2 separate regions of the Homo sapiens genome follow, and region 1 is linked to region 2. Evidence: chromatin loops called from intact Hi-C (ENCODE). Cell type or tissue: IMR-90. All regions are shown on one strand. Links, peaks and the distances in the headings refer to the core of each region. The heading gives the core; the rest is flanking DNA.

Region 1 (2,805 bases), core at 122-2,621, 50 kb after region 2:
CTCGGCCTCCCAAAGTGCTGGGATTCCAGGCGTGAGCCACCACACCCGGCCTTTATCTTGGTTTTTAAGATGGAAGGGCTTAAGAAAGGAATGAGAATTACTGTGTTTCCGAACTTGAGGCAGCCTCAAGATGTTTCTGAAAGTCAAGGTCTCTGAAGAGCACAGATGGTGAGGTTTGTAGTTCTAATTTAATAGATCAGAAAGGAAATACTTAAAATTCTGTAGAGAACCTTCTTGTTCTTTTCTAAATTTAATCTCAGGTTTAACCTCAAGACCATTAGATTCTTAGCTGCACGTGGTGGTGCTCACTTGTAGTCCTATCTTCTCGGGAGGCTGAGGCAGAAGGATCACTGGAGCCCAGGAGTTTGAGGTTACAGTGAGCTATGATGGTGCCAGTACACGTTAGCTATTAGATTCTTTTTTTTTTTTTTTTTTTTTTTGAGTCTCGCTTTGTCACCTAGGCTGGAGTGCAGTGGCGCAATCTCGGCTCACTGCCAGCTCCGCCTCCTGGGTTCATGCTATTCTCCTGCCTCAGCCTCCCGAGTAGCTGGGACTACAGGCGCCCGCCACCACGCCCAGCTAATTTTTTATGTTTCTTAGTAGAGACGGGGTTTCACTGTGTTAGCCAGGATGGTCTCAATCTCCTGACCTTGTGATCCGCCCTCCTCGGCCTCCCAAAGTGCTGGGATTACAGGCGTGAGCCACTGCGTCCAGCCTATTAGATTCTTAGTATTGCAATAGACAGTGCTTCCAGAAGGCTCAAATTTGTCCTTTGATTAATCACAGTTGGTTAGTGAAATTTGTCTTTCTGTTGTCAAATGTTATGAATTGTTTTGGTTCATTTTTTTTTTTTTTTAACTCAAAGTAGTTCTCAAAGCAGACCCTCTGCATTGGATTAGCGATTATAAGTCTCAGTCCTAATTTGATGTAAACAAAAAGCTTCTTTTGGGAGTTTTTCAGGGAAAGGAAAGTTGTTTTAATTTGAATTCACCTAAATGGGGCTGTTCTTGGAAACATATAGAGAACTGTTTGTATTCTATAACTAAGAAATTTGGAATGAGTTAAATTTCATTTGGGGAAAAATAGAAAATTGCTAAACCACACTAATTTCCAGGGGAGTTTTTTGTTTGTTTTCTCCATAGTGATTAGTGAAAAGGAAGAAGTCAGGAGACCTGGATATGAGGCCTAACTCTGCACTTTATTCCTGAGTGATCTTGGGCAGTTGCCCTTTGATGAGTCAGTTTTTCTCATGTACATGTAGGCACTCCCACTCCTGGGACTTCAGTGTCCTCACCATAAAATGGGAAGGATAATACATCATTATGTAATAAATGTCATTGATAGGAGTGTGTCATGCATACAATCCCTGTGGAGCCAGAAGAAAGCTTGAGAGCCACTGTTGGTAGTCAACACTAAAGTCAGTCACTTGATATAGATGGTGTTTCTTTGATTTAACTTTTTTTATGTACTTAATTTTTTAAGGGGTCTTGCTGTGTTGCCTAGGCTGGATCCAAAAACAAAGGCTCAAGTGATCCTCCCTTCTTGGCCCCCTGAATAGCTGCAATTATAGGCAAGCGCCACTGATGAATCTGTTTTTCAATTAGAGTTTGAATTGAGTCTATTTTAGGAAGGCATCTTTAACTGTGTAATATATTGCTTAAAAAAAATTGCTATGCTAGAGAATTCCTGCTTTGCTTAAATAAGTGGAGCACACTGACAGGCATAAGGCTGTTCCTTTTAGGTCATTATTCACCTTGTAGCACGGAGATTGGATCACCTATGGACATGGAAAGAGTAAAGGACTTGTCTGAGTCTTTTTTGGGTCATTCTAGGAGATCCTTTCAATTATGGCAATGGCCAATGGCTGATAGAACTAGAAACCCAGGCCGGGCATGGTGGCTCACCCCTGTAATCCCAGCACTTTGGGTGGCCGAGGCGTGAGGATCATTTGAGGTCAGGAGTTTGAGACCAGCCTGGCTAACTTGGTGAAACCCCGTCTCTACTAAAAATACAGAAATTAGCTGGGTGTGGTGGCATGCGCCTGTAGTCCCAGCTGTTTGGGAGGTTGAGGCAGGAGAATCGCTTGAACCTGGGAGGAAGAGGTTGCAGCGAGCCGAGATGATGTTACTGTACTCCAGCCTAGGCAACAGAGACTCTGTCTCAAAAAAAAAAAAAACTAGAAACCTCCTCAAAAAGGCAGGACCTCTGGTGACTGGAATTAGTTGAAAATGTTTGTTTCTGAATCAACTGTTATTTTCCCTGGTTTGTTTGGTTTTTTTTTTTGAGATGGAGTTTCGCTCTTGTTGCCCAGGCTGGAGTACAATGGCGCGATCTCGGCTCACCACAACCTCCGCCTTCCAGGTTCAAGCGATTCTCCTGCCTCAGCCTCCCTAGTAGCTGGGATTGTAATCCCATGTGCCACCATGCCTGGCTAATTTTGTATTTTTAGTAGAGATGGGGTTTCTTCCATGTTGGTCAGGCTGGTCTCGAACTCCTGGCCTCAGGTGATCTGCCCGCCTCAGCCTCCCAGAGTGCTAAGATTACAGGCATTAGCCACCGCGCCTGGACTTTTTTTTTTTTTTTGAGATGGAGTCTCACTCTGTCACCCAGGCTGGAGTGCAGTGGTGTGATCTCGGCTTACTGCAAGCTCCGTCTCCCAGGTTCACGCCATTCTCCTGCCTCAGGCTCCCAAGTAGCTGGGACTACAGGTGTCTGCCACCACACCCAGCTAATTTTTTGTATTTTTAGTAGAGACAGGGTTTCACTGTGTTAGCCAGGATGGTCTCCATCTCCTGACCTCATGAT
Region 2 (2,805 bases), core at 277-2,776:
GGTGAGCTGGGATGGCACCACTGCACTCCAGCCTGGGCAACAGAGCCAGACTCCATCTCAAAAAAAAAAAAAAAAAGTTCAAGAGCAGGCTAAATTAATCTACGGGGATAGAAGTAAAAATAGGCTGGGCACGGTGGCTCATGCCTGTAATCCCAGCACTTTGGGAGGCTGAGGCGGGCGAATCACGAGGACAGGAAATCGAGACCATCCTGGCTAACACGGTGAAACCCCGTCTCTACTAAAAACACAAAAAAAATTAGCCGGGTCTGGTGGCGGGCGCCTGTAGTCCCAGCAACTCGGGAGGCTGAAGCAGGAGAATGACGTGAACCCGGGAGGTGGAGCTTGCAGTGAGCCGAGATCATGCCACTGCACTCCAGCCTGGGCGACAGAACAAGACTCCGTCTCAAAAAAAAAAAAAAAAAAAGAAGTAAAAATAGTGCCTACTCAATAGGGTAGGGGAAAGTATTGACCGTGAAGGGGCATGAAGAAGCCCTGTGGGGCGATAGAAATGTTCCATATCGGCCAGGCGCGGTGGCTCTCGCCTGTAATCCCAGAACTCTGGGAGGTCGAGGTGCGGGAGGCTGAGGCAGGAGAATCACTTGAACCCGGGAGGTGGAGGTTGCAGTGAGCTGAGGTTGCACTGAGCTGAGATCGGGCCACTGCACTCCAGCCTGGGCAACAGAGTGAGGAATAAATAAATAAATAAATAAAAGAAATGTTCCATATCGTGACCTGGGGGTGGGTATACAAGTGTGTCTATCTGGCTTGTTGAGTTGGTCATGTAAAATTTGTTAAGTGTTACCGTAGCTACATTACACCATAAAGCAATTCAGATTCTGACAGTCCACTGTTTTTAATAACAGATTTAAAATAAAAAATTCTCCCTTCCTGGCCAGGCATGGTGGCTCACACCTATAATCCCAGGACTTTGGGAGGCTGAGGCAGGCAGATCACTTGAGGTCAGGAGTTCAAGACCAGCCTAGCCAACATGGTGAAAGCCTGCCTCTACTAAAAATACAAAAATTAGTTGGGTGTGGTGGCGGTCACCTGTAGTCCCAGATACTCGGGAGGCTGAGGCAGGAGAATCAGTTGAACCCAGGAGGCGGAGGTTGCAGTGAGCCGAGATCCCAACACTGCACTCCAGCCTGGGTGACAGAGCGAGACTCTGTCTCAAAAAATAAATAAATAAGGTGTCTTCATGAGGTGTGCTGCGTGCAGTGAAGAATTTAGGCAGTGCCCTTTGAATCCACTAGGTGTCACCACCAAGATTGTTTTCTCAACCTGCCTGGGGATGAGGGAGGAGGCTACATAACCCAGAGGAGGATAGTGCCTTTCTTGGGGTAATCTTGAATCCTTCTGAGAGGGTCTATCCCCAGATATAAGTCATATTTGACCGGAAGAACTTGTTTCTTCAGTCTCTCCCTATGAGCTCTTTCATCTTTAGCGTTTAAACCCTTTTAAGTCTCCATTTTTAAAAACACTTTCCTTCTGTAGTCCTAGTGGGAGGATCGCTTAAGCCTAGAAGTTTGAGGCTGCAGTGAGCTATGATCACACCACTGCACGCCAGCCTGGGAAACAGACCAAGAACATGTCTCAAAAATAAATAGGCCGTGTGCAGTGGCTCACGCCTGTAATCCCAGCACTTTGGGAGGCTGAGGCAGGAGGATTGCTTGAGCTCAGGAGTTTGAGACCAGCCTGGGCAACATAGTGAGACCCTTACCTCTACTAAAAAAAAAAAAAAAAAAGCCAGGTGTAGTGGCATATGCCTGTAATCCCAGCTACTCGGAAGGCTGAGGCATGAGAATTGCTTGAACCCAGGAGGTGGAGGTTGCAGTGTGTGGAGATTGAGCCATTGCACTCCAGCCTAGGTGACAAAGTGAGACTGTCTAAAAAAAAAAAAAAAGAATCCTAATATTTGGGGAAAAAAAGAAAAAACATTATGTTTAAATGTGTTGTGTAATATTTCAATCATACAAAAAGTTTAAAGACTAATATAATGAGCACTTGAGTCTCCACCTCCCAGCTTAGGAAATGAAAACTTGGCCGGGTGCCGTGGCTCACTTCTGTAATCCCAGCACTTTGGGAGGCCGAGGTGGGCAGATCATGAGGTCAGGAGATCGAGACCATCCTGGCTAATACAGTGAAACCCCGTCTCTACTAAAAACACAAAAAAATTAGCCAGGTGTGTAGTCCCAGCTACTCGGGAGGCTGAGGCAGGAGAATCACTTGAACCTGGGAGGCGGAGGTTGCAGCGAGCTAAGCTCGTGCTACTGTACTCCAGCCTGGGCAACAGAGAGAGACTCCGTCTGAAAAAAAAAAAAAGAAAAGAAAAAAAGAAAAAGAAATGAAACCCTACCCTCCAGCTGAACCTGGTACCTGTCCCCAGTTGCATCCTCTTTCTTTCTTTCCAGAGACAACCACCCTCATAAGTATGGTATTGTGACACAAAGTAGCAAACCTAAGTAGCCACTTTTGTTAATTCTGCTTGCCAGCAGAATTTCACCAATTCCCTTGGCAGCAGAATTTCACAAAGCCCCTGAGTCAGTGTGAGCACAGTCCCCAGCCCAGAAGAATGCCCTGAAAATGATAAGCAGGATAGGGCACAGCTTCCTGTGTCTCTTGCCAAAGTCACTGCAATTTCCGAAAAGATAAGTTCAGTGATCCTGGCCTTTGCTTCTTCCTGTACGTAAAACAATGTGACGAATTAATGATTATGCCTCTGTAATCTATAACCAGATGTATCTTCGCACCCATACTTTGATGAGATTTTGCTCTAATGTAACTTCTCAGCATATATTTAATATA

Evidence for each region. Hi-C counts contacts between places; a loop is a spot of excess contacts. Peaks named below come from ENCODE experiments on the same cell type or tissue, not always from the same donor. Only the 100,000 strongest peaks of a DNase experiment are listed, where the experiment ranks them.
Region 1: a loop joins it to region 2, with 1.8 times the contacts of the local background. A loop is called at or near these places in 1 of 110 quality-filtered maps.

What each region holds. Positions count from the first base shown.
Region 1 is chr17:40,250,498-40,253,302 of GRCh38, forward strand. All of the region lies in intron 1 of WIPF2 (WAS/WASL interacting protein family member 2), which reads left to right. Among named protein-coding and RNA genes, the nearest start is that of WIPF2, 33 kb to the left of the region's middle. In IMR-90, for the core only: no CTCF peak of the experiment used is centred there; a DNase peak (open chromatin) is centred at 1,234.
Region 2 is chr17:40,200,728-40,203,532 of GRCh38, forward strand. No RefSeq gene overlaps it. Among named protein-coding and RNA genes, the nearest start is that of MIR6867, 8.5 kb to the left of the region's middle. In IMR-90, for the core only: a CTCF peak has its summit at 1,255 (motif pointing right); a DNase peak (open chromatin) is centred at 1,264.